2 separate regions of the Homo sapiens genome follow, and region 2 is linked to region 1. Evidence: chromatin loops called from intact Hi-C (ENCODE). Cell type or tissue: mammary epithelial cell. All regions are shown on one strand. Each heading gives the region's core, and the rest is flanking DNA. Links, peaks and the distances in the headings are about the cores only.

Region 1 (11,707 bases), core at 1,396-9,395:
GACAGGGTTTCACCGTGTTAGCCAGGATGGTCTCGATCTCCTGACCGTGATCCGCCCGCCTCGGCCTCCCAAAGTGCTGGGATTACAGGCATGAGCCACCGCGCCCGGCCTCATTCTCTTAACAGTATTTTTTGCAGATCAGAAGTTTTTAATTTTAATGAAGTCCAACTTACCAATTTTTTTCTTCAGGGATTGTGCTTTTGATGTTATATCCTTTTAAATCATCTAGAGTTTCTCCTATGTTATAGATTTTTTTTTTTTTTTGAGACGAAGTCTCGCTCTTGTCCCCCAGGCTGGAGTGCAATGGCGCGATCTCGGCTCACTGCAACCTCCGCCTCTCAGGTTCAAGCGATTCTCCTGTCTCAGCCTCCTGAGTAGCTGGGATTACAGGCGTCCACCACCATCCCAGGCTAATTTTTGTAGAAATTTTAGTATTGTGTTTTACACTTAGGTCAAAGATCCATTTTGAGTTAATTTTTGTGAAAAGTATGTAAGGTCTGGTTTTTTTTTTTTTGTTTTTTTTTTTTTACATATGGATGTCTACTTATTTGTAGCGGCATTTGTTGAAAAGACAGACGATTCTTGGCTGGGCACGGTGGCTCACGCCTGTAATCCCAGCACTTTGGGAGGCCGAGGCAGGCAGATCACCTGAGGTCAAGACCTGCCTGGCCAACATGGTAAAACCCTGTCTGTACTAAAAATACAAAAATTAGCTGGGTATGGTGGCAGGAGCCTGTAATCCCAGCTATTCGGGAGACTAAGACAGGAGAATCGCTTGAACCCAGGAAGCGGAGGTTGCAGTGAGCGGAAATCATGCCATTGTGCTCCAGCCTGGGCGAGAAGAGCAAGACTCCATCTTAAGAAAAAAAAGAAAGAAAGAAAAGACCATTCTTTCTCCATTGAATCACATTTGTTTCTCTCTTTTTTTTTTTTTTTTTGAGAGGGAGTCTCGCTCTTGTTGCCCAGGCTGGAGTGCAGTAGCGCAATCTCGGCCACTGCAACCTCCACCTTCCCGGGTTCAAGCGATTCTCCTGCCTCAGCCTTCCGAGTAGCTGAGATTACAGGCGCCCACCACCATGCCTGGCTGATTTTTGTATTTTAGTAGAGACGGGGTTTTACCATGTGGGCTAGGCTGGACTTAAACTCCTGACCTCAAGTGATCCGCCCGCCTTGGCCTCCCAAAGTGCTGGAATTGGCTGGGCACAGTGGCTCATGCCTGTAATTCCAGCACTCAGGGAGGCCCAGGCAGGCAGATCACCTGAGGTCAGGAGTTTAAGACCAGCCTGGCTAACATGGTGAAACCCCGTCTCTACTAAAAATACAAAAAAAAAAAAAGCGCTGGAATTACAGACATGAGACACCACTCCCGGCTTGAATCACCTGTGTTTCTCTGTCAAAGATCAGTTGACTGTATTTGTGTGGGTTTGTCTCTGGGCTGTCTATTCTGTTCCATTGATCAATTTGTTTGTTCTTTTGCCAGTTCCACACTGTTTTGATTACTGTAGCTTTATAGTAAGTGAAAGTTGAGTGGTGCCAGTATACAGATTTATTTTCAACTTTTGTTCTTCTTTAGTATTATGTTGACTATCTGAGTCTTTTGAGTTTCCATACAAACTTTGGAATCAGTTTATCAGTATCTACAAAATAACTTGCTGGGATTTTAATGGGATGGCATTGAATCTGTAGATCACCTAAAAGAGAACTGACATCTTAATATGGAGTCTTTCTACCCATGAACGTAAAATATCTCTTGATTTATTTAGATCATCTTTGCTTTCTTTCAGGAAAGTTTTGAAGTTTTTCTCATAGAGATTCTATACATATTTTGTTGGACTTATGCTTAAGCATTTCATTTTATGGTAACTGACATAAATGGTATGTTTTTAATTTCAAATTTCAATTGTTCAAAGCAACTGACTTGTATATTAATCTTATATCCTGCAACATTGCTATAATTGCTTATCAGTTTTAGGAGTTGTGTACAGGGTCTCACTCTGTTGCCAAAGCTGGAATACAGTGGCATAATCATGGCTCATGGCAGCCTCAACCTCCTGGGCTCAAGCAACCTTCTACCTCAGCCTCCCAAGTAGCTGGGACCACAGATGCACACCACCATGCTGAGATTTTTTTTGTTGTTTTTTGTTTTCTTTTGTTTTTGTAAAGACAGGGTGTCTCTGTATTGCCCAGATTGGTCTCAAAATCCTGGTCTCCAGTGATCCTTCTGCCTCAGCCTCTGAAAGTGCTGGGATTACAGGTGTGAGTCACTGCATGCATCCAGATTTCCTTTGTCTATTTTGGGGGATTTTTAAAATGTAGACAGTCATGTCATTTGCAAACAAAGACAGTTTTATTTATTTTGGAATCATTTTTTTCACATAACATTTCTTCATAGGCCAAATAATTCTAGAGTCAAATGCAAAAGCAGCATGAATTTTTAGATAAAACCCGACTTTATGTTCACTGTGCTTCTTTACTAGCTGCATCTCCCCAGATGAGATATTCACTGCCTTCTACCATTGGAAGTTCTTTGGTGATTGGACAAGAGATTGATGCTAAAAATATATATATTTTAAGCTCTTTGGCTGAAATGTTTGAAATGCAGTTAGCTATCCATTTTTTCTTACAGAAGCATATTTTTCCTCTGAAGTTATTACTGTTAATTTACTTATTTCCTAATCAAAATCATATCTTTTTGATACATATAACCTCTTGGGAGCATAGAGGAGCTCATGGAAAATTAGGGCCACGGTTCATCCAGCCCAGTATCTTGGCCAGGCCCAGATGCTCACGCCTGTAATCCCAGCACTTTGGGAGGCCGAGGCAGGAGGATTATTTGAGCCCAGGAGTTCAAGACTGGTATCTTGTCTGACTGTGATACCAGGGGTCATTTTATGGGAAAACAGAATGGTCTGTATTTCAGAGACTATAATCTTGCTTTGAAATGTCTATATCCAAAAACTGCTGATTGCTTTTATAAGTTTCTCTTATCAATGAGCACAAATTCCTGACATTTTTGTCTGATAATGTAGTTACTTTTGATCTCTGCTCTGTTTGTGGTCCTAGGTTGGTTCATTCTGGCTCCGGATGTCGATCCCCCTCCCTTGGATCTGACCTTACATTTGCTACCAGGACAGGCTCTCGACAGGGCATTGAGATGCATCTCTTCAGGGTGGAGACACATCGGGATCTGTCATCCTGGACCAGGATACTTGTTCAGGGTTGCCATGCTGCTGCTGAGCTGATCAAGGAAGTCTCTCTAGGTAGAGATGCTGACTTTTTATTTCTAGTAGTAATTAAATAGAACTGTTATATAGTCATGTGCTGCATAATGACATTTCAGTCAGTGATGGATTGCATACATGACAGCAGTCCCCTCAGATTATACTACTATATTTTTACTATACCTTTTCTAAGTGTACATATGTTAAGACACACAAATGCAGCCTGGGCAACATGGTGAAACCCCGTCTTTACTAAAAAAAAAAAAAAAAAAAAAAAAAAAAAAAAATCCGTGCACAGTGGCTGATGCCTGTAATCCCAGAGCTTTGGGAGGCCGAGGCAGGTGGATTGCCTGAGCTCAGGAGTTCGCAACCAGCCTGGGCAATACAGTGAAACCCCATCTCTACTAAAACACAAAAAATTAGCCAGGCGTGGCAGCATGTGCCTGTAGTCCCAGCTGTTCGGGAGGCTGAGGCAGGAGAATTGCTTGAACTCGGGAGGCGGAGGTTGCAGTGAGCCAAGATCACACCACTGCACTCCAGTCTGGGCGACAGAGTGAGACTCCGTCTCAAAAACAAACAAACAAACAAAAACAAACCTGAGGGTGGTGGTGTGCATCTGTAGTCCCAGCTACTCGGGAGACTGAGTGAGTTGAGATCATACCACTGCACTCCAGCCTGGGCAACCAGAGTGAGACCCTGTTTCAAAAAAAAAGATACACGAATGCTTACCATTGTGTTACAGCTGGCTACAGTATTCAGCGCAGTAACATACTATGTAAGTTTGTAGCCTAAGAGCAATAGGCAGTACCATAGAGCTTAGGTGTATAGTGGGGTGTGCCATGTAGGCTTATGTAAGTACACTCTATGATGTTCATTCAATCACGAAATCATCTTATGATGCATTATGCATTTCTCCAAACATATTCTTGTCATTAGGTGATGCATGACTGTACCATAATCTGTTTTAAAGTAAAACTATTATTTGTGCCAGACTTAAAAATGTGCTAAAATATGGCAGCTAAAAGTGATAATGATAGAAAGAAACCTGGTTTCTCTAGTTTACTAGCAAAGTTTTTTTAAGCCTGGTATATGACTCGAAGTACATTTATAATACCGTATGTACAACATGACATTTTTATAGTTCATCTCTCTTTTTTTTTTTTTTTTTTTAGAGTGGAGATCTCTATCACCCAGGCTGGAGTCCAGTGGCATGATCCATCATAGCTCACTGCAGCAGCTTTGAGCTTCTATTTATTTATTTATTTATTTATTTATTTATTTATTTATTTAAAGAGACAGGGTCTAGCTCTGTCACCCAGGCTGGAGTGCAGTGACATGATCCGAGCTCACTGCAGCCTTGAACTCTCCTGTGTTTAAGTGATCCTCCCTCAAGCCTCCCGAGTAGCTGGGACTACAGGTGCCCACCACAGCACCCAGCTAATTAAAAAAAAAATTTTTTTTTTTTAAGTAGAGATGGGCCTCGCTTTGTTGCCCAGGCTGGTCTCAAACTCTTGGCCTCAAGAGATCCTCCTGCCTCAGTTTCCCAAAGTGCTGGGATTCCAGGCAGTGGCACCTGGCCTTTTCAGTTTACTTATTTATTTTTTTGACATGGAGTCTCACTCTGTCGCCCAGGCTGGAGTGCAGTGGCATGATCTCAGCTCACTGCAACCTCCGCCTCCCAGGTACAAGCTATTCTCCCACCTCAGCCTTCTGAATAGCTGGGATTACAGGCACCTGCCATCATACCCAGCTAAGTTTTGTATTTTTAGTAGAGACAGGGTTTCACCATATTGGCCAGGCTGGTCTTGAACTTCTGACCTCAGGTGATCCACCGACCTCAGGTGATCCGCCTACCTTGGCCTCCCAAAGTGCTGGGATTACAGGTGTGAGCCACCACGCCTGGTCTTCGGTTTATTTATTTATTTTTTTAGAGATGAGGTCTTACTGTGTTGCCCAGGCTGGTCTCAACTCCTGGCTTCAAGCTATTCTCTGGTCTTAGCTTCCTGAGTAACTGGGATTATAGGCACAAGCCACTGTGCCAGGCCAGTTGTCATTTAATCTGCATTTAGTAGTGTAAGAACTAGCCAGTAATTCCAGCTACTTAGGAGGCTGAGGCAGGAGGATTGCTTGAGGCCAGGAGTTTTAAGACCAGCCTGAGCAATATATTGAGGACCCCATCTCTACAATGAAAAATGAAGCTGGGTACACTGGCTCATGCCTGTAATCCCTGCACTTTGGAAGGCTAAGGCTGGCGCATTGTTTGAGCCCAGGAGTTTGAGACCAGCCTGGGTAAAGTGGTGAAACCTCATCTCTACTAAAAATACAAAAATTTAGCTGGGAGTGGTGACACACATCTGTAGCCCCAGCTACTCAGGAGGCTGAGGTAGGAGGATCACCTGAGCCCAGGAACTCAAGGCTGCAGTGAGCTATGGTAGTGCCATGGCACTCCAGCCTGGGTGATGGGAGCCAGAACCTGTCTCAAAATAAATAAATAAATTTAATTAAATGAAAAAAAAAAAAAAAGCCAGACATAGTGGCACACACTGTAGTCTCAGCTGCTCAGGTGGCTAAGGTAGGAAGATTGCTTGAGCCCATTTCAGGGCTGTAGTGCACAATGATCAAGCCTGTGAATAGCCACTGTACTCCAGCCTGGACAACATAGTGAGACCTTGTCTCTTAAAAGAAAAAATAATGTAAGGACTCATTTACCAAGTACTAGATACATGGACTCTCCAGTTAAGAAGATTGAAATCTAAGTTGTGGATAGGCGCCCTTAAAAGATGAGTATCTAGCAAGTTTATGGCTATGGAAAAATAAAGGATTTGAAATAGGAGTTACTCTACAAAAGTTTGAAAATGTGTGCCCAACACTTACTCAAATAAGTATCTAAAGGAAATAAGGTTGGTTTCTTTCCATTGTGGAAGCGCCCTCTTGTGGTTAGTTGTCATGAATTTGGAGTATTGTTTTTTATATATATTTACATATATGTATACATGTAGATATTTGCAAATTTTTTTCTTTTTTTTTAAATTGTTTTTGGCTTTGGACAAAATGAAAACCTTTATTTAAAAATACAGGCTGGGGCCGGACGCGGTGGCTCATGCCTGTAATCCCAGCACTTTGAGAGGCCAAGGAGGGCAGATCACTTGAGGTCAGGAGTTCCAAACTAGCCTGGCCAACATCGTGAAACCCCATATCTACTAAAAATACAAAAGTTAGCCAGGAGTGGTGGCAGGCGCCTATAATCCCAGCTACTCAGGAGGCCGAGGCATGAGAATTGCTTGAACCCGGGAGGTGGAGATTGCAACAAGCCAGGATTGCGCCACTGCACTCCAAGCTGGGAGATAGAGTGAGACTGTTTCCAAAAATAGAAATGCTGGAAGCGGTTGCTTATGCCTGTAGTCCCAGCACTTTGGGAGACTGAGGCAGGCAGATCACTTGAGGCCAGATCGAGACCAGCCTGGCCATCATAGTGAAACCCCGTCTTTACTAAAAATACAAAAATTAGCTGAGCATAGTGGCACATGCCTTAAGTCCCAGCTACTCGGGATGGTGAGGCACAAGAATTGCTTGAACCTGGGAGGCGGAGTCTGCAGTGAGCTATGATCACACCACTGCACTCCAACCTGGGCAACAGTGGGAAACTCTGTCTCAAAAAATATATATATATATATATGTATATGCATTGGGCCAAGCACGGTAGTTCACGCTTGTAATTCCAGTACTTTGGGAGGCTGAGGTGGGCGGATCACTTGAGCCCAGAAGTTCAAGACCAGCCTGGGCAACATGGTGAAACCTCATCTCTATTGAAAAAAAAAAGAGTAAATGAGGTTTAAAAAAAAATACAGTATTGGAGGTGAGGCACGGTGGCTTACACCAGAATCACACTGGGATGCTCTGTGTTCCTGTGGGCAGTCGAGGGGTCAGGCCAACACATTCATGCCGTTGCTACCATCTGGGGTCACTGTATTGTCCTCAAGAATTCAAGGGGATATGCTTCCCAAAATCAAGAGTGCAACTTGGATTTTCAGCATTTTTTAGTTCATGTTGTTTCTTTGGTGTCTAGCAGCTAAATTTCATTTTTCAGGTTAAAGCTTCCCAGGCTCATAGTTGTTTAAATATGATGGCTAGAGGAAAGGAAGAGTGAGAGCCAGCTGGTTCCTTGTATTTTTAAATAGACAAAAGAAACATATTTTTCGGTAATTTTACACTTTTTTGTTCTTATTCACAGCTGTATTTTTTTAAATCAACTTCCCTTTAAAGCCATATAGCTGTATTTTAATATTACCTTGGTAACTGTTAGAGTAGCTAATATTCAAAAGACAAAAAATAACAGATGCTGGTGAGGATGCAGAGAAAAGCAAACTCTTATACACTGTTGGTGGGAATGTAAATCAGTATAGCCATTACGGAAAACAGTATGAATATTTCTCAAAAAGCTAAAAATAGAACTACTGTATGATCTAGCAATCCTACTATTGAGTATTTATCCAAAAGAAGAGAAATCAGCATGTCAGAAAGATACCTGCACCTCCATGTTTATTGCTGCACTATTCACAATAACAAAGATAGAGAATCAACCTAAGTGTCCATCAGCAGACAAATGGATTAAGAAAATATGGTATATATACACAAAGGGATACTATTTGGCCATAAAAAATATTGCAGTCATGTCATTTGTAGCAACATGGATGGAATTGGAGGTCATTATGTTAAGTGCAATAAGGCAGGCATAGAAAGACAAATGTGGCATGTTCTCACTTATATGGGAGCTAAAAAAGTGGCCAGGCGTGGTGGCTCACACCTATAATCCCAGCACTTTGGGAGGCCGAGGCGCGCGGATCACCTGAGGTCAGGAGTTCGAGACCGGCCTGACCAACATGGAGAAACCCCATCTCTACTAAAAATACAAAATTAGCCAGGTGTGGTGATGCATGCCTGTAATCCCTGCTACTCGGGAGGCTGAGGCAAGAGAATTGCTTGAACCCGGGAGGCAGAGGTTGCGGTGAGCCAAGATCGCACCATTGCACTCCAGCCTGGGCAACGAGAGCTAAACTCCGTCTCAAAAAAAAAAAAAAAAAAAATGTTGATCTCATGGATGTAGACAGTACAAGATAAATACCAGAGGTTGGGATGGGCGTGTTGTGAGGGGCTGTGAAGAAGGGTTGGTTAATGGGTATAAACATACAATTAGAAAGAAGGAATAAATTCTAATGTTCAAGAGCAGAGTGTGGTGACTATAGTTAGCAATAATGCATTGTATAATTCAAATAGAAGAAAGGACTTAAAATGTTCCCAACATATAGAATTGTTAAATATTCAATGTGATGGATACCCTAAATCCCTTGACTTGATCATTACACATTTTACACATGTAACAAAATATCAGGTAACAAAATATCGCATGTACCCCTAAGATATATACAAATATTACATATTAATATAAAAAAGATTACACTGTGGTTCGCACCTATAATCCCAGCACTTTGGGAGGCTGAGGCAGGTGGATCACTTGAGCTCAGTCTGGGCAACATGGCGAAACCCCGTCTCTACAAAAAATTAAAAAATTACCCAGGCCTGGTGGTGTGTGCCTGTAGTCCCAGTTACTCAGGAGGCTGAGGTAGGAGGGTTGCTTGAGCCCGAGAGGTCAAGGATTCAGTGAGCTATGATTACGTCACTGCACTCCAGTCTGGGCAACAGAACAAGACCCTGTCTCAAAAGAAAAAAGGAAATTGTTGGGAGATTCAGAACTGTCTGTTAAAACTATAGTTGGCAAAAAGAAATCAGTTAAGCTGTTCCTTGTCTCTATGTTTTGGTTATAGTTTACCCATCTAGAAACATGTCAATGAATACCTACAAAATGTGACGAGTAAATTCAATACATAATCTTCCTAATGTTCATTTAGTTTTAAACCTTGATTAGGCTATAGTTACAGTAGAGCTAATCAGTGATCCCTCTGGTACAGAAGGACTTTCTCCTGCTTGCAAGTATGAACTTCAAGATGAGTAGGCATAGAATGCAGCTCTCTTCCTCAAGTACAGAAAGCCATTTCCATTTGTCACAGGATTTGAAACTATTTTAAAAATTGTATAGTATACTTTTAAAGGCTTATTTTCATCATACCAATTATTTAAGCCATTAAAGTTTTTAAGTCATACGAGAACTTTATGAAGGCACTTTATATGTCTGTAGTTTTGATGATATGAAGACTAAGAAGCAGTAAATATAGGTAGGAATTACGTTAATAAAAATGAAGAAAATCTAGGAGAAGAGAAGAAAAACAGGCATTTACAAGGATTTATATTGTTAAAATATATGAAGAAAGAGTTTTCTGTGACCATATTATTCACCATTTCTTAGAAATTATCTTGAGTCCTTTTTACTCATCGGTTTGGCAAATATTTTTCAGTATATACTCTGTGCTTTTACTAGCTATAATAAAATAAGGTAAGCATAGCCCCTATTTTTCAAGTAGGAAGGACAGAAACCAAAAGAATAATAGGTATGTATCAGGATTGTCATAAGGCATAAATGAAATACAGGCATCATCTAACCTTCACACACAACTCTCTGGGGCAGATGTTGTCACCTGCATTTTCAAGATATGGGAACTGGTGTTAGTATGGTTAGGACTTGAACTGGGGCCTTTTTGGGCTCCAGAACTAGAGCCTTAAGCCCTGAAATTTCTCTAAATGACTCACACTTATGACCAGGTTAAACTTCTGAAGGATATACAATATCAGTCTAATTTGTTAATACATATTTACTGAATGTTTTAGTATTTATCAAGTGCTGTGCTTTGTAATAAAAGAAAAATAAGTAAGATGTACTTCATGCCTTTGACCAAATAGCAATAAGAGAACACAGTGTCATGTTCTTTTCTGTGACCCTGGGCATGATGAACCTGTTGCCTATACCTGATGGGCTGGCTTTTCCTATGTGCAGTCACTGGGAAGGATGCCCCAGCCTTTCTCTGAGACAGTTCTGGGCTGTCAGGCCAGGTCTAACCTGAAAGACCTACTCCCTTCTGAGGTGCTCTGAGTAACACACACAGTCCTATGGCTGCTAGAGAGATGGGCCTGGGGACTTGCTGGAAACACTAGATAGGGCCCCCCAGAGCCCCAGAAACAGGACCTGTAGCATAGAACTCTGCCATTAGGTTCTTTATCCCTCATGACACACTGATAACCACCAGCAGTTCTCATTTAAAAAAACACATAGTTGGCCCAGCGCTGTGGCTTATGCCTGTAATCTCAGCACTTTGGGAGGCCAAGGCAGGAGGATTACTTGACACCAGAGTTCGAGACTAGCCTGGGTAACACAGCAAGACCCCCCATCTCTATTTAAAAAAAATGAGCTGGGCATGGTGGCATGCACCTGTAGTCTTAGCTATTTGGGAGACTGAGGCAAGATAATCACTTGAGCCCAGGAGTTTGAGGCTGCGGTGAACTGTGATCACACCACTGCACTCCAGCTTAGGCAACAGAATGAGACCCTGTCTCTAAAGAAAATAAAAATAAAAAATAAATAAAATAAGCCTGGGCAACAGAGTAAGACCGCGTCTCTATGAAAAATTTTGAAAGTTAGCCAGGCATGGTGACACATGCCTATAGTCCCAGCTACTCAGGTGGCTGAAGTGGGAGGATTGCTTAAGGCCTGCAGGTCCAGGCTGCAGCACTGCACTCCAGCCTGGGCGACAGAGTAAGACCCTGTCTTAAAAATAAATAAATAGGCTGGGCACGGTGGCTCACGCCTGTAATCCTAGCACTTTGGGAGGCCGAGGTGGGCGGATCATGAGGTCAGGAGATCGAGTCCATCCTGACTAACACAGTGAAACCTCGTCTCTACTAAAAATACAAAAAATTAGCCGGGTGTGGTGGCAGGTGCCTGTGTGGTGGCAGGCACCTGTAGTCCCAGCTACTCAGGAGGTTGAGGCAGGAGAATGGCGAGAACCCGGGAGGCAGAGCTTGTAGTGAGCCAAGATCACGCTATTGCACTCCAGCCTGGGCGACAGAGCGAGACTCTGTCTCAAAAAAATAAATATAAATACATAGACACAAAGTGGATAACATATACACTGGTTGTACTATCTACACAAAGTGGATAAATACAACACTGGTTGTATTTACCATTGTTCACCTTATTTTTTATATATATATATATATATATATATTATATATATATTATATATATATATATATTATATATATATTATATATATATATATATTATATATATATAATTTTTTTTTTGAGACAGAGTTTTGCTCTTGTTGCCCAGGCTGGAGTGCAATGGCACGATCTTGGCTCACTGCAACCTCCGCCTCCCGGGTTCAAGCAATTCTCCTGCCTCAGCCTCCTGAGTAGCTGGGATTACAGGTGCCCACCACCATGCCCAGCTAATTTTTTTTTTTTTTTTGCATTTTTAGTAGAGGCGGGGTTTCACCCTGTTGGCCAGGCTGGTCTTGAACGCCTGACCTCAGGTG
Region 2 (11,707 bases), core at 1,266-9,265, 120 kb before region 1:
TTGTCATCGCTCATTCGGACCAGCAGGTAAGGGAGATTCCAGTGCTTTCTATTCCCTTCCTGCTGGATAGTAACCTAGAAGCTGGAATATTGGGCAGTTGCGGGGAGCTTTTTTTTGAAGGTGTTGGAGGATATAAGGTAGTTTTCTCCTGTGTGAAGTAAAGCTTCCTTGCCGGTCTGGGCTCATCATAGGCCAGCAGTATGCATTGGTTTGATGGGATGCAATTTAAATGGAGAAGCACTAAGATTCTAGAGTAAAGAATCACAAGAGGGAGGAGGAATTTTGAAGTACTCATTTTCCTGATTGTTTTAGAGGAGAGATGACATGGGCTTGGGTATTAAACTGGATATGGGATGGAATAAGATTTTGAGAGTTGAAAGTGACTAAAAGATTGTATCATTCACCTTTACGCTTGCCGATGAGGAAATCAAGCCCTAATAAGATCAGGTACCTAATCTCAGCCAAAATTAGAACCTAATCTACTTTTTTCTATACCAATTTGTAAGGAGATTGTGATTATAAGGAGATCTTTAAAAAAAAAAAAACCTGGGCTGCGGAATATATTAGGAAGTTATCAATAATTATATTAGGAAGTTATCAATAATTCATCTGTAAAATTGGAGATGTTAATATCTACCTCACTGAGCTGTTGGGAAGATTAAATGTAATCCAGGAAGCACATTTAAGTAGAGTGCTAGGCAAATGATGCTTACTGCTTTGATGGTCAGTTTGTTTTTTTTTTTTTTTTTTTGAGACAGAGTCTCGCTCTGTCGCCCAGGCTGGAGTGCAGTGGTGCGATCTCCGATCACTGCAAGCTCCGCCTTCCGGGTTCATGTCATCCTCCTGCCTCAGCCTCCCGAGTAGCTGGACTACAGGCGCCCGCCACCATGCCCGGCTAATTTTTTGTATTTTTAGTAGAGATGGAGTTTCACCATGTTAGCCAGGATGGTCTCGATCTCCTGACCTTGTGATCCGCCCGCCTCGGCCTCCCAAAGTGCTGGGATTACAGGCTTGAGCCACCGCGCCCGGCTGATGGTCAGTTTTTACACTCACACATGCACACACACACTGTCCAAAAAGTGAAATCTCTCAGTTTTATAGATTTGAGTCCTTGACCAAAGACTGAAAGAGTAGTGAAGCCACACATCTTTGCCTTTGTCACACATAATGATAATTTCCCCCATGACACCTTTTACTGGCACTTAGTCCCTTAAGTGCTTCTGAAAGTAAAACTGATGGGAAGTTTTTTATATCTGTTAGATTAGCAAAGATCAAAGACTTGATAATATACAGTGTTCTGAAGGTATAGGGAAACAGTACTCTCACACATTGTGTAAATTATCCTAACCCTTTTGGAGGACATGTTGGCAATACCTTAAAAATTTTAAAGTCCACATGGTCTTTGACTTAGAAATTTCAGTTCTAATCATTCTTTATATATATATATATATATATATATATATGTATATATATATCTGTATATAGATATATATGCTTCTAGCTGTGCAAAAAGACATTTATACAGAGACAGCTTTGTTTGTAGTAGACAAAGATATGAAACAAGCTAATGTCCATTAAGCAGAGTGGATAAGTAAATCATGATACATGGACAAAATGAGTGGACTATTCTGTGTTTCAGAATGGGCATGACCGATATATATGTGTATTAATGTGGGTCAGTCTCCGTGATATAACACTGAGCAACAAAAGCAAGATACAGAACGCTATGTATTATGTGCATAAAATAGCTCTGAAAAGATGGGCAGGGCGCGGTGGCTCACGCCTGTAATCCCAGCACTTTGGGAGGCTGAGGCGGGCAGATCACGAGGTCAGGAGATCAAGACCATCCTGGCTAACACAGTGAAACCCCATCTCTACTAAAAATACAAAAAATTAGCCGGGCGTACTCGTGGGCGCCTATAGTCCCAGCTATTTGGGAGGCTGAGGCAGGAGAACGGCTTGAACCGGGGAGGCGGAGCTTGCAGTGAGCGGAGATCACGCCACTACACTCCAGCCTGTGTGGCAGAGTGAGACTCCATCTCAAAAAAAAAAAAAAGTGTTGGGAGAGCATAGAATGAATATAATACAGTTGAAGCTTTGTATAGATACTTTCTGGTTAGGGATGAGAATGCCCTTCTGGTCTTTCTGAGTACCAGCCTGCATTTCTCTATGTCATGTCCTCCCTCAGGTATTTGAGTACAGCATCCCAGACAAACAGTATACAGATTGGAGCCGGACTGTCCAGAAGCAGGGCTTTCACCACCTTTGGCTCCAAAGGGATACTCCTATCACACACATCAGTTTTCATCCCAAGAGACCGATGCACATCCTTCTCCATGATGCCTACATGTTCTGCATCATTGACAAGTCATTGGTGAGTTCTTCACTGCTACCTCCCAAATCTTCTTCTGAATCTTAAAGTTCTAAAAGCAACAAGTACAATAAGGTAAGAGGACAGAGACTCAGAATAAAGGTAGCTAGTAAATCAGAATACAGGTAGCTAGTACATTTCTTGGAGGAGAGGGGCTTTTGTTTTACAGATTCCCTGGTTTGTGTTCCCACAGTTCTTCGGGAGGCTCTCGGGGAAGGGGCTGGCCTTTGTATACTGGCTTTTGCTGATTTGACTATTTGTCTACTTTGCGAGTAAGCACATAAATCTTACACAGAAAAGTGATTAGGCCAGTATTCGGAAGGTGACCCTCATCCGGAAGTATCATTGATTTGGCTAACTTGCTTTCAACTTTGAACTCTGGGGTATCTGAATAACCTGGTTTCATTAAAGGAGGTACAGGCTGAGGTTTTGACCTCTGTGCCCCTTCGCTAAAGCTACTAAAACGCTGTCTGCAGGCTTGAGGAACTGGTCTTAACATCTTCGAAAAACCCAGCTAGGAAAATTCTTCATGGCTGTGATTTACATGGGATACGAGCATTTTCTTCAGTTTTAGATTCTGTCCTCTTTGCCAGCTGCTGTTTTGATTCACCCTGAATTTGTATGGCTTTTCTGGGCAGGTGCTTTGTTTCCTAGGAGCATTGTGGCCATGCCTGTCCTGCACTTTGGGCTTAGATTACAACCATCACACGGTGTTTTGGTGTGTTTGTGAAGGTGGGGGTGGAAGGAACATGGGGGAAAGCAGCAGATGGCTCTAAAGGAGGTGTGCACGGGGATGTGTCACTGGAATCATCTCGTGGGCCCTGCGACCTCTGGGTGTGGGAAGCAGAGCTGGCTGACAAGTGCCTTCTGCAAGATGAGTGATACAGGAAGGGCCCCTCCCACTCTCTTGCCTCTTTGTAATTGAGCCCAGATCATTTTTTCCAAAGCATTGGCTTTAAGTTCATCGCTTCCTTACAGTAGGCATAGCTATTTCCCAGGAAGTCAGAGACAAAATATCATTTCTTTGGCCAGAGGCCACCTCGAGGTGTCAGTGACATCAGCACAGGTGGTTTGTGTTGAGGTTTCGCCTGGGGAGAACTCCAGTCACTTGTCCAGTCTGTGATCTGGTTGGGGGAGAGTCTAGAAAGCACAGACCCTGTGTGGGCTGAGCTCCTGCACTTGCCAGTTTGTTCCATTCTGACAAAGTGATACTGATGAGACAGGCCAGAAGCCGCAGAAGGGCCCTTTGATCTTGCTGCATGGAGTTAACAAGCTCTCTTTGCCTCATACACCCACCCTCTACAGTGTGGCTGCAAGAGTAGCTTCAGCTCTTTCTCCCTCTCTCTCCTTTTCTTCTTTTTTTCCCCCCTAGTTTTTCTGAATAGAGGTATTATGGCTACAGCTGTTTTCCCGAATTAACGAATGTCAGGGAGGTACTGAATATATATGATGGTTAGAAGATGATGTTGGGCTCAAAATGCACTACAGATCTTTGGTCTGCAGAAGCCCAATAAAAGTAACCATTTAAACAATGTGTCTTTGTTTTTTTAGCCCCTTCCAAATGACAAAACCTTACTCTACAATCCATTTCCTCCCACGAATGAATCAGATGTCATCCGGAGGCGCACAGCTCATGCTTTTAAAATTTCTAAGATATATAAGGTAAAACATCTTGTGTTGTTATTCTGGATAGTTGGTTCCTTTGTGATACCAAAATGTAATAAACTCCACAATCGGAAGATAAGAGCACCTTCAGTTTCCATGCAGAGAACCTGGCTTGTGGGAGACAAGTCACCTTTTTGAGGCTGGCTGTCCCTTGTATATGTTTTATTGTTCTTGCCTTAGTAGGTTAGAGGCAGGCACATCATACTTAACCAAAATGAAATGCGTAAGTAGTGAGAAATGTTGGCGCTGAGGGTAGAGTCTTTGTTGTCATGAGAGCTGGCTTTAAATTTTACTTGTTGGAGTGTTCCATAGGATAAATGTCAAGCAGGCTGGGCTTGGTAGCTCATACCTGTAATCCCAGCACTTTGGGAGGCCAAGGCAGGTGGATCTCCTCAGCCCAGGAATTCAAAACCAGCCTGGGCACCATGGTGAAACCCCATCACTATTAACAAAAAAAAAAAAAGGAGAGTTCTGTAAATTACTGATTACTCAAATGACTCAAATGTGATTAGCTTCTTGATGCATTTGTAGCTTGCCAGTTGTCAGTTGCCTTAGGCTGGGTATGGTGATTCACGCCTGTAATCTCAGTACTTTAGGAGGTTGAGGCTGGAGTTCAAGACCAGTCTGGGCAACATAGTGAGACCCTGTCTCTACAAAAAAAAAAAAAATATAAAAATTAGCTAGGTGTGGTGGAGCATGCCTGTAGTCCCAGCTGCTCAAGAGGCTGAGATGGGAGGATAGCTTGTGCTCAGGAGTTCAAGGCTGCGGTGAGTATGATTGCACCACTGCACTCCAGGCTGGGTAACATCGAGATTCTGTCTGAGAAAAAAAAGAACTTAGGCTTTAAAGTCCTTGCTTAACATTGATTCTTGAGATATAAGAAGCATAGATTTTCTATCCAGAGAAATGTAAAAAAATCCTGCTGAGACCTTTTATGAGTGAACTTAGTTAAAAGCTCCCAATCTTGGCCGGGCGCAGTGGCTCACGCCTGTAATCCCAGCACTTTGGGAGGCCAAGGTGGGCGGATCACGAGTTCAGGAGATCGAGACCATCCTGGCTAACACGGTGAAACCCCATCTCTACTAAAAATACAAAAAATTAGCCGGGCGTGGTGGTGGGCACCTGTAGTCCCAGCTACCCGGGAGGCTGAGGCGGGAGAATGGCGTGAACCCGGGAGGCGGAGCTTGCCGTGAGCCGAGATTGCGCCACTGCACTCCAGCCTGGGCGGCAGAGCGAGACTGTCTCAAAAAAAAAAAAAAAAAAAAAAAAGGCTCCCAATCTTGAGCCAGGCGCAGCCGTGCACACCTACCTATTGTCCCAGCTACTCAGGAGACTGAGGCAGGATGATTGCCCAGGAGTTCAGGGCTTCAGTGCACGTTGATCATGTCTATGAATGACCACTGCTCTCCTGCCTAGGCAACATAGCAAGATCTCTAAAAAATAAAAAAAAAAGCTTTTATGCATTCCAACTATTTTGAGTCCCAGGGCAGGAAAGATTGTCAAGAAATTTAAATCATTTGAGCCTTGAACTAGGCTAACCTTTTAGCTTAGATGGTGTCTACCTACAGTCAGTTCTTTCAGGACTAGCCCTGGATCCTAAGTCCTGATAGAATAATTATCATCCCTCTGCAGCCTCTACTCTTCATGGATCTTTTGGATGAAAGAACACTCGTGGCAGTAGAACGGCCTCTGGATGACATCATTGCTCAGCTCCCACCACCCATTAAAAAGAAGAAATTTGGAACCTAAAACAGGGCACTGTCTGTGTCCTTCCTTGAACTGTCTACCCTGTTGCTTTTCACAAATCATGGTAATAAAACAAGTTATTCTTGAGGACTAGTCATTATAAATGTTTTCTTCCAAAATAATGGACAGTCATTTCCCTTCATTGAATGAAAATGAATGGAAATTCCAAATGAGGTATTTGTATTGGGGATAATGTGCTCAGTAGCTACAAACTCATCTAATGTTGATTGAGTCCTGCTTATTCTGTAGGCCGCAATCTCAGAAGAAAAGATATTTGTGTTCTGTTCCCTATTACATGCCTAAGGCTTCAGAGAGCTGATAGCCTTCACTTCCTGCCAGCCCCCAGCCCATGGAACTGCGTAGGAATCTGCCCATCCTCGCCCTGGAGGGCAGAGGACCGTAATTACTTACCCAGGATAGCCTGACCACTAATAACCATAATCAGCCTTAGAGTTCAAGGAAGAATTTCAACTCCAGCATTATAAGGGAGTGCTCCATCTAAAAAATAGATGCCTTTGACCTTTGACAGTCAGCCGTTAATTTTATTTAAAAGTAAAAAAAGCTTGGGTTATCAGTCCCATTAACTGCCTTTTTACCTGTTATGTGCTGGTTTCAAAAGGTATGGAAGGGCCAGGCATGGTGGCTCATGCCTGTAATCCCAGCATTTTAGGAGGCCAAGGTGGGAGCATCCTTGAGTCCAGAGACCAACCCGGGCAACATAGGGAGACCCTATCCCTAAAGAAATACAATATGAAAAAAAAGATACAGGAGCTGGGCACACATCAGTAGTCCCAGCTACTCGAGAGGCTCAGTGGAGCCCAGGAGCTTGAGACCATAGTGTGCTATGATCATACTGGTGAATAGCCACTGCACTCCAGCCTGGGCAACATAGTGTGAGACCCTGTCTCTTTAAAAAAAAAAAAAAAAAAAAGGGTAAGGAAACACTGGGCAGGAATTTTGTTAGGGATTAAGAGTAGAGATGGGGACCCGAGAGCCCACCATGTATTTCACATTTTTCATTCTCTTCTACCTGCTCTGACATTGTTATTCCCACGTGTGTTATCAACTGGCCAGTTTTAATGTGATCTTTAAATTAGAAAGTGAAGAACTCTAGTTAACTAAACTGAGCAGATAGATTTCTTTCCCTTCTCGGGATGTATTCTGTTGCATGCCTGCGTAAACCCAGTTTGTGTGGTTTTTGTTTGTTTTGGGGATGGAGGGCTGAAGTGTGGGCAGAGAAGTGTGTGGGTTCTGATAACATCTTGAATGAAGGGTTGGTGAAAAACATTTTGCTATGATTAGCCCCACCCTCCATTCTGGAAAGGGAAAATAAATGAGGATTTAAGGTAGATGTTTGGGGGGAGAATTAACAGAGAGAGAGAGGTTATAAGAGAGATAAACAGAGCCCAATAATTTATCACATAAAGGACAGCCTATTTTAGGTTTGATAAGAAAGAACAGATATGATAAGATTTATAATGGATGTCTTTGCCTCTGCCCCACCTGTTAGGTTTTACAGTGATAGGAGTAATTTAAACAAATACCTGCTGGGCGCCATGGCTGTAATCCCAGCACTTTGGGAGGCTGAGACTGGCAAATAGCTTGAACTGAGGACTTTGAGACCAGCCTGGGCAACATGGTGAAACTCCATCCCTACAAAACATACAAAAATTAGCCAGGCGTGGTGGCAAGCACCTGTAGTCCCAGCTTCTCAGGAGGCTGAGGTGGGAGGATTGCTTGAGCCCAGGAGGAAGAGGCTGCAGTGATCCCTGAGCACGCCGCTGCACTCCAGCCTAGATTTTTTTGAGACCCTCTCTCAAAGAAAACAAAATACCTGCAACTTTTTAGGTCACCTGTGTAAAAAAAAACTTGCCTCTTGTTGAATACATTTTTTTCTGTAAGGTATATTTTTCCAGTCTGGATTAGACTGGACTATTAGGGACCTTTTTAGTTTACTGAAGATTCTGTCCTTTCTAAGAAATGTTTTAAGTGGTTGAAATGACAAGTTCAAGTTGCTGGTCTACATTGAATACTTGTGAACAGATGGAGGCTAGGATGCCTTAAATAGTAACTCACTTGTGGCCCGGTGCAGTGGCTCACACCTGTAATCCCAGCACTTCGGGAGGCCAAGGCAGGCAGATCACTTGAGGTTCAGGAGTTCAAGCCAGCCTGGCCAACATGGCAAAACCCCATCTCTACTAAAAATACAAAACTTAGCCAGGCATGGTGGCACACGCCTGTAATCCCAGCTACTTGGGAGGCTGAGGCAGGAGAACTGCTTGAACCTGGGAAGCAGAGGTTGCAGTGAGCCAAGATCGCACAGAGCGAGACTCCATCTCAAAATAAAATAATAAATTAACTCACTTGCTTTTCACTCGTTGTAGAGCTGTAAATTCAGAGAATCCTTGTCAACTGGAATCTAGTTTATGGCTTAACTTACTTAAATTCTAAAATCTTGTGGGTTGTGGAGGATGTAATTCTCACAGAGAGAGCCCACAGATCATCTGAATGAGGAAGTAAAAGTTCTGAAAGTAGAAAGCATTCCTTTTCAACTTTTCCAGCCAGTGATTTGTACTTCCTTAAATGGTATGGGAAGTAAGTGCTTTGGGCCTTGAAATTCTTCCGAAGTAGAAAACTTGGAATACAAATGAAGCAGAAACTGACTAGGGCAAGTTAGAGAAATTGGGGGAAGGGAAGGGAGGGGAAAGGAGGGGAGGGAATGTGAGGGGAAGGGACTGTGGGAGAGGGGAGAGGAGGGGAGGGGATGTGAGGGGAAGGGAAGGGAAGGGAAGGAAAACCAGTATTAAAAAAGGGGAACGCTTTAGTGCATGGGTTTCAGGGTGTTTTTACTTTGGGGGTTTGTGTAACCTAGACATTTAAAACGTTTCCCTCTTGGCGTTATGTTTCTGTTTTGGCCATTTTGCATACCTCTGCTCATTCTTGGGTTCTACAGAAAAATTCTGATTTGAAACCAGCCCAGGAACGGTCTTTTTTGCCAATCTGACTCAAATGCTTTAAAAATTCACTCTTCTCATGTACTGGTTAGTAAACTAATCTCTGAATGGATAATTCACATGTACCGTGGAGAGTATAGCAAATTCAACTAAGAAGAACTAAAATCTTGGAATATTGGAAGATAGAGACCATCAAATTTGGGGGTTTTTAGGCTTTCTTTTGAGCATCAACCTTTCTTTAAATGGTACTTAATACCGAACCACAATGTATGCTGTAGATAAAAATGAAGTTATTCCTATTGGGTGGAGATGAAGCAGGAGTTTGTAAAAGAAACGTGACTCTCAGTCTCATTTTTTTTCCTTTTTTTTTCTTCTTTTTTTTTTTTTTTTGAGACAGTCTTGCTCTGTCACCAGGCTGGAGTGCAGTGGTGCGATCTCGGCTCACTGCAACATTCGCCTTCTAGATTCAAGCGATTCCCCTGCCTCAGTCCCAAGTAGCTGGGACTGCAGGTGCCCGCCACCACGCCCGGCTAATTTTTTGTATTTTAGTAGAGACGGGGTTTCAGCATGTTGGCCAGGATGGTCTCAATCCCCTGACCTGGTGATCTGCCCACCTCGGCCTCCCAAGGTGCTGGGATTTCATGTGTAAGCCACCGCACCCGGCCATTCTCATTTTTACAGTCTTGGAAATGGGAGATCAAGAAGGGAAGAGGTAATTTTTCCCATAGTCACACATTGATTTGTTAGAGGCCAAGGTGGCATTCTTCAGCTTATTCCCCCACTATCTCAGTTATAGGACCCTAATCATAAATATGATTGTCAGAAGCATTTGAACCAAAGCAAATGTATCTTGAATAGGAGCTAGGTAAAATGAGGCTGAGACCTACTGGGCTGCATTCCCAGACAGTTAAGCCATTATGTCACTGAATGAGATAGAAGGTCGGCACAAGATACAGGTCATAAAGACCTTGCTGATGAAACAGGTTGCAGTAAAGAAGCTGGCTAAAACCCACCAAAACCAAGAAGGCCGCAAGAGTGACCTCTGGTCGTCCTCACTGCTACACTCCCACCAGCGCCATGACAGTTTACAAATGCCATGGCAACGTCAGGAAGTTACCGTATATGGTCTAAACAGGGAAGGCATGAATAATCCACTCCTTGCTTAGCATATCATCAAGAAATAACCATAAAAGGCTGGGTGCGGTGGCTCATGCCTGTAATATCAGCACTCTGGAAGGCTGTGGTGGGCAGATCACCTGAGGTCAGGAGTTCCAGACCAACCTGGCCAACTTGGTGAAACCCCGTCTCTACTAAAAAAAAATACAAAAATTAGCTGGGCATGGTGGCACACACCTATAGTCCCAGCTACTAGGGAGGCTGAGGCAGAAGAATCACTTGAACTGGGCAGGCAGAGGTTGCAGTGAGCCGAGATCGCACCACTGCACTCCAGCCTGGCGGCAGAGTGAGGCTGTGTCTCCAAAAAAAAAAGAAAAGAACCATAAAAATGGGCAACCAGCCTTGAGGCTGCTCTGGCTTTCCTTCACTTGCTTAATAAACTTGCTTTCACTTTACCAACTCGCCCTGAATTCTTTCTTGCATAAGATCCAAGAACCCTCTCTTGGGGTCTGGATTGTGACCCCTTTCCTGTAACATGATGATTAGCAGGCATGATACACAAAGGATTTTCCGTTTCGTAGGCTACAGGGAAGGTGTTTGAGCACTTGATCTAGCTGTAATATTGAGTTATGTGGGCAGTCTTTTGTGTTAGTCATATAGAGTGTAGTAATGTACAATCTAGGACATTGTCTCCTGGTGCTCATGTCTGGGTGTTTCTTGGGCCAGTTCCTGGGTGTGGCTCATACTGTGTCCATTTTCTTTCACTTTTATTTGGCCTTCGTACTGGCTGTTTTCCCATCAGCAGTGTTTGAAAGTATTTGTTTCCTTATTCCTTACCAATGTATTGGCAGACTAATTTTAGCCTATCCAATGGGTGAAAAACGCTATCTCATTTTACTCTGCATTTCCCTGTTTACTAATGAGGTTGCTCACTTTATGTGTTTGGCTGTTTGGCCAATTGCATGAATTACATATTCATAACCCTTTCTCCTTTTTTTCCCCTAATGTGTTGTCTTTTTCTTTCTTTCTGGTTTGTTTTTTTTTTTTTTTTTTTTTTTTTTTTGAGACAGTCTCACTCTGTCACCCAGGCTGGAGTGCAGTGGCGCAGTCTTGGCTCACTGCCAGCTCCGCCTCCCGGGTTCAAGGCATTCTCCTGCCTCAGCCTCCTGAGTAGCTGGGACTACAGGCGCCTGCCACCATGCCTGGCTAATTTTTTGTATTTTTAGTAGAGACGGGGTTTCACCGTGTTAGCCAGGATGGTGTCGAGCTCCTGACTTCGTGATCCGCCCAGCTCGGCCTCCCGAAGTGCTGGGATTACAGGCGTGAGCCACCGTGTCCAGCCGTGTTGTCTTTTTCTTTTAGTATTTCAAGGTATTTTATGACGTAGATCAGCACTGTCCAATAAACTTTCCGTAATGATAGAAAAGTAGGCCAAGTGTGGTGGCTCATGCCTGTAATCACAGCACTTTGGGAGGCCAAGCCGGATGAATCACCTGAGCTCAGGAGTTTGAGACCAGCCTAGGCACCATGAAACCCCGTCTCTACTAAAAATACAAAAATTAGCTGGGTGTAGTGGCGCATGCCTATAATCTCAGCTACTTGGGAGGCTGAGGTGGGAGAATTACTTGAGCCTGGGAGGTGGAAGTTGTAGTGAGCAGAGATCATGCCACTGCACTCCAACCTGGGTGACAGAGTGAGACCCCTGTATCAAAAATAAATAAGTAAGGCTGGGCACGGTTGGTCCACGCGTGTAATCCCAGCATTTTGGGAGGCCGAGGCGGGTGGATCATGAGGTCAGGAGTTCGAAGCCAGCATAAGGTGGCTCATGCCTGTAATCCCAGTGCCTTGGGAGGCT

What was found. Hi-C counts contacts between places; a loop is a spot of excess contacts. Peaks named below come from ENCODE experiments on the same cell type or tissue, not always from the same donor. Only the 100,000 strongest peaks of a DNase experiment are listed, where the experiment ranks them.
Region 2: a loop joins it to region 1, with 7 times the contacts of the local background. A loop is called at or near these places in 99 of 110 quality-filtered maps.

Annotation. Positions count from the first base shown.
Region 1 is chr16:69,280,985-69,292,691 of GRCh38, forward strand. SNTB2 (syntrophin beta 2) reads left to right here. Exons shown (of 7, transcript NM_006750.4): 5 at 3,064-3,260. Among named protein-coding and RNA genes, the nearest start is that of VPS4A, 25 kb to the right of the region's middle. In mammary epithelial cell, for the core only: a CTCF peak has its summit at 6,146 (motif pointing left); no DNase peak of the experiment used is centred there.
Region 2 is chr16:69,163,153-69,174,859 of GRCh38, forward strand. UTP4 (UTP4 small subunit processome component) reads left to right here. Exons shown (of 17, transcript NM_032830.3): 14 at 1-26; 15 at 2,189-2,374; 16 at 3,923-4,033; 17 at 5,669-5,869. The coding sequence ends at 5,785. Among named protein-coding and RNA genes, the nearest start is that of SNTB2, 18 kb to the right of the region's middle. RefSeq lists an enhancer at 9,754-10,048. In mammary epithelial cell, for the core only: no CTCF peak of the experiment used is centred there; DNase peaks (open chromatin) are centred at 3,989 and 4,569; H3K27ac peaks cover 1,714 bases.